Linked DNA regions of Homo sapiens: all the other regions are linked to region 3. A link is an interaction called in ENCODE POLR2A ChIA-PET data of the cell type or tissue named here. Cell type or tissue: OCI-LY7. All regions are shown on one strand.

Evidence for each region. ChIA-PET counts read pairs that join two places held together with the same protein. Peaks named below come from ENCODE experiments on the same cell type or tissue, not always from the same donor. Only the 100,000 strongest peaks of a DNase experiment are listed, where the experiment ranks them.
Region 1: POLR2A ChIA-PET joins it to region 3 with 5 read pairs; 2 of 35 experiments call an interaction of 5 or more read pairs at or near these places.
Region 2: POLR2A ChIA-PET joins it to region 3 with 8 read pairs; 5 of 35 experiments call an interaction of 5 or more read pairs at or near these places.

Annotation. Positions count from the first base shown.
Region 1 is chrX:103,808,747-103,812,746 of GRCh38, reverse strand. It overlaps a transcript of RAB9B not described here. Among named protein-coding and RNA genes, the nearest start is that of RAB9B, 22 kb to the left of the region's middle. In OCI-LY7, no CTCF peak of the experiment used is centred here; no DNase peak of the experiment used is centred here; H3K4me3 peaks cover 504 bases; H3K27ac peaks cover 428 bases.
Region 2 is chrX:103,552,879-103,556,878 of GRCh38, reverse strand. LINC02589 (long intergenic non-protein coding RNA 2589) reads left to right here and starts at 1,926. Exons shown (of 6, transcript NR_131237.1): 1 at 1,926-1,953. RefSeq lists an enhancer at 932-2,131. In OCI-LY7, no CTCF peak of the experiment used is centred here; a DNase peak (open chromatin) is centred at 1,908; H3K4me3 peaks cover 1,541 bases.
Region 3 is chrX:103,627,083-103,631,082 of GRCh38, reverse strand. It overlaps TCEAL1 (transcription elongation factor A like 1), which reads right to left and starts at 2,108. Exons shown (of 3, transcript NM_004780.3): 1 at 2,058-2,108; 2 at 1,510-1,589; 3 at 130-1,198. The coding sequence starts at 1,166. The coding sequence ends at 687. RefSeq lists enhancers at 1,154-1,223, 1,294-1,343, 1,248-1,542, 2,414-2,483. In OCI-LY7, CTCF peaks have their summits at 759 and 965 (motif pointing right); a DNase peak (open chromatin) is centred at 2,262; H3K4me3 peaks cover 2,403 bases; H3K27ac peaks cover 1,524 bases.

The sequences.
Region 1 (4,000 bases), 180 kb before region 3:
CAGAAGCAAACAGTAGCAAGCAGCTCTGGCCTGGAAGAAATTTTCCCAGAGTCTGTCATATCCTTGTTGCTCCTCCCAAAAGGAAGTAACCCTAGGAACTACTGAGAAGTTGTGCCTCCACAATAGTCTCTGACTTACTGAATAAACAAAAGCTACAGAAAATTGTTGTTAAAATCAGAGTTGTTGGTTTTCGTTAGTGACCCAAGTCTTTAAAAGTCTGATTTAAAATTACCTAAATGATACAATCTAAGTGTCCATACTAAATAGAACAAAGAAAGAGGTACTTGACAGGGAGGATCACCAAGATCCTACTACTCAGTCCCACACTCTCCTTGTTTCTTTCATGTAGAGATAAAATAAGAAAAATAGCTATTGGCAATGAACTGTGGAAATTGGTGTTTAATTGACAACTATGCAGCAGTTTTTGGTTGCTATTGGCTGAATATATCTCCCTAATTAATATGTTAAAAACTTAATCTTCCATGTGATGGTATTTGGTGGTGGAGTCTTTAGGAGGTAATTACAGTTAGCTATTAATTCGTGAGAGTGGAGCCTTCATAATGGGATTCGTGCCCTTATAAGAAGAGAAAGAGGGTATGGTGGCACATACCTGTTTTCCCAGCTACTTCAAAGGCTGAAGCAGGAGGATTGCTTGAGCCTAGGAGGTCCAGGCTGCAATGAGTCATGTTCATGCCACTGCACTCCAGCCTGGGTGACAGAGAGAAACTCCTTGCCCCCGCTTTCCATAAAAGAGAGAGAGAGAGAAAGAGAGGAGACCTCTCTTTCTCTCTCTTTTTCTGCTTTGAGGATACAAGAAGAGGGTAGCTATCTGTAAACCAGGAAGGGGGCCCCACCAGACACTGAATCTGCCAAGACCTTGATCTTGAAGGCTCTTTCCCAGCCTTCAGAACTATGAGAAATAAATTTCTGTTGTTAAGCCATCCCGTCTATGGTATTTTTATAGCCACCTAAGAAGACTAAGTCATTAGCTTTTGTTATTAGCTGTATTTCAGCCAAATGAGTCTTCTAATCTGTAGTGTTATTCTTTAGATTGTGATGGCATGGCTCTTTGTCCTAAGGTAATTTTTTTGTATATACTAAATTGAGTTGGAAAGCTATTGTGTCTCTGCATGATACATTTTTAAATTTTTTTTCTAGAATATTTCTTTAGTTACAGTAATAAAGCATGTTTATTTGACATTCTGGCAGAGATTTTAACTGGCATTTCCACATGTCACTATTATAATAAAAATTAATGTTTATAACGGGAACCCCTAGACATTGCAAGAGCCCAAATTAATTTCTGGATCATCAAAGAAAAACTAAGGGTTATTATTATTAGGTCTATTTTATGGTATGGAGAATAAGCATTTCATGCATGTTGCATAGTGACATGATAATTAACCACAATATTCTATTTCCCTGGAATGGAGAGATTATTTTCTTCCCCTCTTCACTTTTACTTCCTCATAGAATCCTGTGATTTCACTAGTAGGTTGTTTTGTCCAAATTCCACCCAATGCTTGAGTATTTTCACCCAATGCTTGAGTATTTTCACCAAATGCCTGCCACAGAGTCAATGCTAGAATACCTCAGGAGACAGAAAACTTACCATTTTTTGAAGCAGATCATTATATCTTGCAAAAATGGCACATGATCCCTTATATTGAGTAAATTCTGACTTCTTATGACTTCCACTCCTTGGTCCTAGGGCCACTCAAAACAAGGATTCCACATGACACAGGACTTCCGATAACTAAAGACAGTTCTTTCCCTCCTGGACATGATTTTTATAACTTGAAATATCCCCAGGTTTTTCAGTGAAATATGACATATTTAAGTCCCATTACTGTAGCAATTAAATAAATATCTGTTCAATGTCTTCCCAGCGTCAGGTACTGTTTGAGGTATGAAGGTGAAGAGAGTAAATGGGAAGTGGCAGAAGCATGATTGATACCATGTTAAGAAATGGGGATCTATTGTGAAAGGAAAAAGGAATAAAAGAAGGTGTTCTAAGCAAAGGGGTAGGAAGCTTAGGTTTGGGTTAGAGAATGATTACTCATGTTGTGGAGGATAGGTGTGGTGGGAGTGGGCATGAGAAGCCTAGAGGAAGGTGACTAGCGAGACAGCTATAACAATAGACAGGAAAAGCTGAAGAGTCACGCAGGTTATGCCATGGCATTTAGACTTTATCCTGCCAGTGCCTTCAAAGAAGCATTCACAGAACAGCAGACTACTTGTAGCAGATCCACCTGGGGGCTTTGTTAAAATGCAGATTCCTGGACCCCACCATGACCTGCTTAAAGTCTCAAAGGGTGGTGCAGCCCAGGCATCTGCATCTTATCAAGTTTTTCTGGTGACTCTGATGCAAAGCCCAGATGGCAGTAGTCAGAGAGTTTGTTAGGGCAGTAGAAGCCAACAGGCATCCAGACCTCAAAAAGCCACACTCTGCTAAGACAAAAGAGTTTGGAAATGCCCTGCCTGGGAAGCAGGAATTCACTTCATCCCTCCACCTGCACCAATCTCCCCTTCACTATTTGCCTAGCTGGTGCCTTCTTTTTCTTGGTGTCCAGACTTAAACATCACCCCCTTGGAGTTCTTTCCTGGCCCCTTACTCAGTCTTATAGGTGTTCACAATATCCTGGGGTTTAAAAAATTCTATTGTGTCTCACTTTCCATGTGTATGATTCTTCAGCAAGGCTCCTTCCTACTAGCCACTAAGCGCCACAAAGTTGAGGCCTGGGCCTACTGTGCACCCTACAGCACCTAGTGCAGGGCCAGGCATAGGGTAGGTGCCAGCTAAAGATTTTTTAATTAAGCCAGGTACAGTGGCACATACTTGCAGTCCCAGCTACTTTGGAGGTCGAGGTGGGAGGATCATTTGATCCCAGGAGTATGACTTCAGCCTGGGCAACAAAGAGAGACCCTGCCTCTGAGAAAAAAAAAAAAAGAATGAATACCTGAAAGAATGGATGGGAGGCACTGGTGCCTGCCCCAGCTTGAACTACCATGCTGCATGGCAGTGGCTCCATGGGGGTTCATCTTAGCTGCTCTGGTGGCAAGGTTTCTTGCAGCATCATTGTCTTAGTCAGCTCAGGCAGCAATAAAAAATATCACAGGCTAGGTGGTTAAAAACAACAGAAATTAAGCCGAGCATGGTGGGTCACGCCTGTAATCCCAGCACTTTGGGAGGCCAAGGCAGGCAGATCACCTGAGGTCAGGAGTTCAAGACCAGCCTGACCAACATGGAGAAATGCTGTCTCTATTAAAAATACAAAATTAGCCGGGTGTGGTGGCCCATGCCTGTAATCCCAGCTACTCGGGAGGCTGAGGCAGGAGAATTGCTTGAACCCAGGAGGCGGAGGTTGTGGTGAGCCAAGATTGAGCCATTGCACTCCAGCCTGGGCAACAAGAGCAAAACTCCATAAAAAAAGAAAGAAAGAAAGAAATTTATCTCTTACAGTTCTGGAGGCTGGAAATCCCAGACTAGGATGGTCAGGCTCTCCAGAGGGCCCTTTTACTAGCTTGCAGATGGCCACCATCTTATTGTTTCCTCACATAACAGAGAGAGAGCGAGAGAGACAGAGAGAGAGAAATCATGCTCTGGTCTCTCCCTTTTCTTATAAGGACACCAATGTCATTGTGAGGACCCCACCCTCATGACCTCATCTAAACCTAATTACCTCCCAAAGATCCCCTTCTCCAAATACCATCCTATAAGGGGTTAGAGCTTCAACATATGAATTTCACTAGCATTCATTCCATAACAACCATTAATAGGCTTGAAAGGTGACAAAGAAAGGGCCTGGGCCCCTTCTTCATGGGTCCTAGTCTCTAGGCAGAATATGAAGTCAATCCCAACATGTACAGCAAACAGGAAAGCCAAGCTAGCCAGGTCTTGGGCAAGAAGCCACAGGCAAAGGTGCATTTCCAGCCAGTTAGCTGGATCCCCGAAGCCCAGGGGGAAGGGGGCCCTGTTTCTTACTGACCCTCTTGCCCT
Region 2 (4,000 bases), 74 kb after region 3:
GTGGGTTAATGTGTGAGTATAAACTTCTGAACATTCCATCAATTCCTTCTTGAAGAGATTTCCAAGATAAATTTTTCTGATGTATGATTTTCATTCTACTCTTGGAATTTAGAAATCAATTCCAATCCTTTTCCATAAGGTGAGCCTCCACTGTAATCATGCTTGTTAAGGGAGTAAGAAAGTGTTGTCATAAATGGCTCTGCAGGCCATATGGAAAACCATATCCTCAGAAGTTTGCTTGGTGAGTATACAATCAGAACAGAGAGGTGTTTATTCACTTTGAGAAATGTTCCTCAAAGAAGGTGTCCTGGAATATTTTCTCCTCCTATAGAGATAGCCTTTAGCAAGGAAGTCACTTTCCTTGGGCACACAAAGGCAGGACTCCTTCAGCAGATAGCAGATGGAATATGCATTTTAGTTCTTGACGTTTGTGGCTGTCTCAGCATAGCCCTGCTGGGTAGATAAGTCTGTCCAATTCTGTAGCTCATTAATAGGAAGCCCACATGCCAGCACATCTAAGACACATTCTCCAATCTCACCTTTACAGGGAATAAAGTTGATGTACTATTCTCCTTATGCTTTTGCCATAACTCTTAGTTGGTTTAGAGCTCAAACTTGGAGTGGCAGTTATTTTGGAGGCCGCTTAAAGACCCGAGCATTTTGGAGCAAGATCATAGAAACAGTTGGGAAGCCAGTGAGACCCAGAAAATGGAAGGAGAGATTTGAGCCTATTGGAAGACCCACTCCTGAGGGCAGAGCAGAACACATTTTCAAAAAGTTAATACATAATATTGTACATGTTTATGGGGTACATGTGATATTTTGTTACATGCATAGAATATGTAATGATCAAGTCAGGGTATTTAGGGTATCCATCACCTCGAGTATTTATCATATCTATATGTTGGGAACATTTCAAGTCCTTTCTTCTAGCTATTTTGAAATATGTAATACATTGTTGTTAACTATAGTCACCCTTCTCTGCTATAAAACATTAGAACTTATTTCTTTCGTACCAAGAGTTTTAAAGGGAAAGGGCCTTGGCTGTGCAACCCGTGGTTCTCCTTCTCAACTTGCTAATCAAGTAGCTGATTCCTGTGATAGAGAAGGAGTGAGTGTGCAGAGAGGATGGAATTGCTTTTGTCATGGATGCCCCACCACATGGATGAAAATATCAGAAATGGAGGGTAAGAATCTCCCAGGGTAACTCAATACCAACGGTCCCTGACTTATGGTGGTTCAACTTACGGTTTTTCCACTTTATAATAGGTTTAGTGATGTATTAAATGCATTTTTGAATTATGATATTTTCAACCTAAAGATAGGATTGTCAGGATATAGCCCCATCCTAAGTTGAAGAGCATCTGTATATGATTCAATTGAATAAGTTTCTGCCTACTAAGTAAGTATAATATTCTTGTCCTGATTCCTTGAAATAACTCTGAGATTTCTTAAATGACATATTTTGGTGTCTCTAGGTCATTCAGTCACATGATTATAGGCAGTCTCTTAGTTTTCTGCCACAGATGTCTGCTTAGCATGATCTGTGAGTTGTACCTGTTCCCCCTCAGAGGGCCATCTCATCACCGAGAGCCTTAGAATGGCTCCCTGGGTCTCTGTGTACTGATGATACTCCTCTACTGTCACTTGTAAGCAAGTAAAATTCCTGACAACAGAGACGTGCTTTGTTTCCACAACCTGTAAAATTCCTCCAATTGCTTGGGTCCCAGCCTAGTTCCTCTAATTATTACTATTAAATTTTCTCAGGTGGTGGCTTGAAGAATGAAGGTGTTTCGCTTCCAGGGAAAGGCGAAGGCTTGAAGGGGAGGGTCGTGCAGAAGCATTTTCGGTGTGGAGGACAAGCCTGCGCATCGCGGTTACCATAGTAACCTGACGTCATTTTGGCGACTGTGACAACCATGACGACTTTTTAATGGAGACCGACTTGGCCTGGTGAGGAGAGCAGGGTTTCGTCTTCAGGTGTTTAGACTCAACTGTGGCTGCGGGTGCTCTGCGATGTAGAGAGAGGAAGAGATCCCATATCCAAGTTGCCTTGTTCCCGCTTTGGGACAAGTTGCCCTCGCTGTCTGATGAGGCAGGGAGAAGTAGGACTCCCTTGGCCCCAGTGAATGTGGTGTCCTGCTCCAGGGGTGTCCCGGAGCTACTTTCCAAGTAAAGGCAAGGTGCCAAAAAATGAGACAGGTAAACACTCTCTCTGAGCCTAGCGTCTTCCTCTGTGAAATGGGGATAAAAATGCTCACCCACAGGATTGCTGGAAGCTTCAGTGATACAGGTGCAAGCCGGTAGGTAGCCCTGTGGTTATTGCAGGATGGTGAATGTCTGTATGAATTCAGGCCTCTTATTCCTTTTCAAATTTGTTATTGGGAGACAGATGGGAAAAGGAGAAGAAAAAGGCCCTGGTGAGAATCCCATTGTATCTCTGGTTGTTATGATCACTACCCAGTTGTATTATTGTCACTGGTCACTGACTCAGTGCCTAGCTTAATGCCTGGCACATAGTTACTCCAAGAAAGCACAGTGATTGCTGGCTTCTCTCTGTCCCTGTGCAGCTCTTCATCAGGTGATTGAGCTCATATCAGGTGTCTGAAGAAGGTAGGTTTTGAGGATCAGGGTCGTGATGGCTGCTGAAGCTTCTACTCCAGATTTGAAGGGCAGCAGTACTAAGGAGACCCCCAACACTTCCATCCCTGGTGGGATATGACACCTGGCTCAAGTGAGCTCATAGATCTGGACAGAAGCATGTTGTGGAATAGCTCTGTGAGGTTTATAAAATAGCCTACAAGCAGAGAAATTCCTTTGATCTCATCATTGGAGAAGAGGTTTAGCAGGTGGAATTTCCTTCCATCAGCAGCTATGTGCTTTGTGGTAGCTTCTGAGGCCCATGTTAAAGATGCCTTTCATTGTCACAAAGCAATGAATAGTTCATTTGGGGAAGCAACTGGATGTTTAACATGCATTTGCTATAGATTTACATATATTTTTCTGCCTATATAAATAATCATCAGTGATTCCTATGTATCTCTCAAATGGATATGGAAATATGCAGTCGTTAGGTCTTTCTAGCATTTTGAGATTGTAATATAAATTATATAAATTATCTCCTGGTGACCATGGTATTTTTCCATCCTATAATGATTTTTTAAGCCAGAAATTTTGCAAGTGTTAGTTAAAATGTCAGTTACTATACCTTAATAGTTTCAGAAATAAGAATTACCCTAGAATTCGCTCTATTATAATGATACTAAGCCATGTTCCCTAAAGTAAACAGTTACTCTTAAGTATCATCATCATTATTTTCTTAGAATGTAATATTTTTATTTTTGTACTTCAAAAAGAAATGAACATCCACTTTTCCAAAAATATTTAAACACTGCAAGTGATTATTATGGTTGTATGTAGTGCAGAACAATTTGATCAGACATAGTAATGATCTGGTAATATAACAAGAGTGTAGTAGTTGGAATCTTTTGGATGATTTAATTGCATCAAAAACTTATACAAATGTATTTCAAATACTTTCTTTGAGCCATGTTGACATACGATATACCGTACATGTTTAAAATATATAGTTTAATAAGTTTTAACATATGTATGCTCTCTCTGGTGAATCCAATATTATAGTCAAGATAATGAACATATTCATCACCTCAAAAAGCTTCCTTATGCACCTTTGTAATCCTCTCCATCTGTCTCTAGCTTCCCTCTCCATGCCAACCTGTCCCATTCCCGGACAATCACTGGTCTCCTCTTACCATAGATTAGTTTTTGTTTCTTGCCCTTTTAAGTAAATGGAATCATAGGATGCTTATTCTCCTTTGTCTGACCTAATTCATTTGTTAACCCCAAAAAAAGTGACTGAGGCAAGTGTCTCAATCACTAGAGGTTTATTGAGCCAAAGTTTGAGGACATGCCTGGGAAAACTGCAAGTCACAGGAGCATCTCTGACTTGTGCTTTACAAAGAGGGGTTTGGGAACTCAG
Region 3 (4,000 bases):
CTGGTCCCACAGTAGCACTGTAAAGCAAGTATTATTCCTATTTAAATGAGAACAAAATGACTATTAAATATAATCCATATCTGGCTAATATTTGTGCCTAAGAGATTCAGAAAAAAACATAGGATTCACTTTTTTTAAAGTTCTGACAAGTATTTATTAAGTGCCACATTGTCGTTATAAGCTGATTGACAGTTTTCTTCAAAATTGTGTGATTTTTTCATTATATATTTTTGCAACACAAGTAAAACGTTTGTCCTGAAAAAATGAGAAATTCAGATAAAACAAAAATTTAAAAAATCACCTATTATCTTACCACACAACCACTGTTATGCCTTTGAAGTCTATACTTTTAGCTTTTTCTTTGCATATTAATATATAAATATACATTTTTTTTACAAAAATGGGATACAATATATACCATTTGAAAATTGCTTTTTTCGTTTCACAATATATAATGTACATCTTTCATGCAAATGTGTAGGGCTCATGACTGAAAGAGGGAAACTTGTAGATTTTAGGGGGAAACCTCAACTTTAAGCGAGTTACATGCTAAACATCTAAAATAAAGCCTCACAAAAAGTTAAAATTCAGAATATGGGAAAAGGCATTAAGAAAATGCAAACAGAAAGTCCAGGTGGCAATGGCAATACTATTAGCAGGCAAAACAGAATTAAAGGCCGAACACATTAAATAGGATAAGGACGGCTCCGTTTTGCCTTCCAGTGCATTATCATCAGTTTGTTTCTTACTCTTTTCATCTCTTCTAGCTCATCTGCTGCCTGTATCATCTCCTCATTGCTTAAATTTCTGCCATGTATGTCCCCTCTAAATTGCGGGCGAGAACGAGCCAACCTTTCTTTAAAGCTTCCTTCTTCAAGCTTATGTTTTCCTACTCCACAAGGAGGCTGCTCCATGGGAGGGCGCCCCTCAAACAGGTCCTTCCTGGAAAGACCCTCCTGCGGAGGGCGCTCCTCCGAGAGGAGCATCTCAGGCAGGAGCTCAGGCAAGAGCTCCTCAGGAAAGAACTCCTCCTCCGAGGACTGCTCCTCCGAAGACTGCTCCTCGGGGGACTGCTTTTCGGGAGAGTGCTCCACCGGAGGCCTCTCCTCATCGGTCTTGGGCGCGCTCTGCGGCTCTTCTTCATTTTCTTTGCGTGGTTTGTCCATGTTGGGAATTTTCTTCTTCAAGCACAGTTATTCTTAGGAGACAAGAAAGGCAGAATAGAGTCAGAATACTAAGCGGCTGGACTAACACCCAGGCCGTGGGTTCCAATACCTGCCTTTTCCTGATTCGGGGGCCAGGTCCTCAACCTTGCGCTTTCCCAGAGGCTCTCCGGCTCTCCCGACTCCGCCGCTTCCCGGTCGCCCCCTCCTTCCCGAAAGCCCACCATTTTCCCAGCAGGCTTTGCTACAGGCCTCGCCCGCAGTGACAGGGGCGGGACAGTGCGGCCTGCAGACTCCATGCCTTTCGGCGTCCACCCTCGCGCCCCAGTCCCGGCCCACTGCGTACCCCTTCCCTGACCTGGACCTTTCCGGGCCGTGTGCTCCTAGTCGTCCTCTCCTCGAGGTGCCCCGCTGTGACCAGCAGACCTGCACACAGACGCAAGACAGGGTAGGGGGCGGGGAGTGGGGAGGAGGGACGGACTGACTGACACCCCCCACCCCCCACTTTCTGGGCACCAGCCACTGCCTGCACGCTCCCCTAGCTCTCGGGTTCTCTTTTCGTCTCAGCCCCTGCGTCAAGCTTCGTCCTCCGTGCTCCCACCTCCCCACCCCGCAAAGCTTGCCATTTCTTTTCAGATGAGAAGTGGAAGCGAAGCATTTTTAGAAACTATTTCCAAATGTCTGTACCCCCCTCCCGGGGGACGGGGGAGGTACTCGCCTCCCCACCCCGCCCCAAAGACCACCATATTTTGCACAGAAATGTGGGCGCGGGGGGCGGGGCTGGAGCTTAGGGAAAGGCCTGGACTCCGCCATCCCGATTCTGTCAACCCCATTCCCCGGGTTACTAGGCAGCGCCGACACTCACACCGATTTAAGAGGGTAGAGGGAACTTACTTCTTCTGCTTTCCCTCTCGACCAAAGGGTAATAGGGAGATGGTGGACAGGCAAAAAAAAGACCGGGACGAGAGGGACTTGGGCACATAGAGGCTCCTGGTCACGTGAGGGACGCGCGTCACTGCCGAACTCAGATCCCCAGTTACCACTTTGATCTGCGGCCCTGCCGCAGCCACCTGCTAGTGCCTGCTAGTGTTCTCTGACCCGAGACACACCAGGCATTGTCACTCACCTCTCTTTGTATTTGCCTTTTCCTGGTTGCCAGAGACGGTCCGCATCTAGTCTCGGGTAGTATTGCCTCTTCCTCTGTGCTACTTCCCCTAGTACCACCTCTTTCTCCCCTCCTCCCTTCCTTAGCCACCAAGGCCCCTTATTTCCCCTGCAGTTCAGATCCTGCACTGACGTTTGACTGTTCACCTTCATAAATCAGTATTATATCCTTATATCCCAACACTCTCAGTTTTAATCCACATCCGTATCTCCATCATGTCCATTTAGGCTCATTCAGCATGTTTCATCTCTTGTCACTTTCATGGGAGACAATCTTTCACTTTTTCTTGACATCACATTTTGTTTTTTTGAGCCCCCAGATCTAAATTGGTAATCATTCAGTTCGAGACCTGTAGAAAGAGTTGAGTTTGTAAAGTTTGTAGATCTAAAAAGAATGAATACTTTGATTTTCATAAATCAAATACGTATTTGTCCATCTAAGTACAAACAGTCCAGAACACTTATTATCTGAAATGGGATAGTCCTTGGTGGAGAGCTTGGCATTATTCTCTCTATGTGTGTATATATATACACACATATATATGCGTGTATATATATACACGCATATATATGCATGTATACACACTGAATAGATTATAAAATATATTTATATACATGTGTACATATATATAAATTATTCAGTAGTTATTCATAATAGAATAAATAGATTTTACTGGGACTCTCAATCCTTAACCAGCCACCTCTTGGTGCTTCTGGTTGAGGAAGTTTATATTAATTCACTAAATCAACAAATATTTGAGTTCTGGGACTGCTGGACCCCAAAAGATAGATGCAGCAGGGAGGGCATTCCATATTAAACTATGCAATAATTCTGTTGACCACATACTGAATAGCAGGACTACAATTATGCTAGCATTTTCAATTGTCATTGCAATATGTATTTTTTTTTATCTAACAGTATTTTATGATCTTTAACCTTATGCCTGCCTCTCATCTACTCACATCAGCCTGGATGCTACTTTCTTATGCAGATGCTCTTTCCCCTACAGAGCATACTACTTCCCTTCCCTCTGTGTTTTACACTTTCAGGGTAGATGACCATCTGATCTGTGAGGATCCTGGGATTTTGTTTTAAAGCCAGGCTGTTTAGTAAGTTTCTGAACAGAAATTCATGTGAAATTTCCCCTTTTAAGAACTGTTTGTTGCTTTTCTCTGATATCTGATTAACTTTGTGTTGAGATAGCATTTAGACAAATATTAGTTTACCTTCATATCTTTTTTATAACTGTTTTACTTTCCAATTTCTCTGTGAGATGTGTCTTTAAAACCAAGTTTCACTATGCCTTCTTATTTTTTCATCAAGGGTTGGTTTCTCATTTGTATAGTTTCTTTCCTAGAGAAGTCCCATTTCATTCATTTCTATCCTTATTCTTCTTAAATCCTGTGATGGAGAACTCACTGCCTTATAAGATATCTCACTGAAATCTCAGAAAGTTCTAATCATTCAGAGTTTTAAAATTAATTAATTAATTGATTTTTGCTTCTGTTGAGTTAAAATCTGCCTCCCAGTAGTTTACACACATTGGTCCTGGCTCTGCCCTGTGGAGTGGTACAGAACAGGTATAAAATAATAAAAGTACCTTTCATCCTTGACAGCTTAAAATTGCCACAGCTTCTATTCTGGTTCTTTCCCCTTCCATTCTGTGAGACAC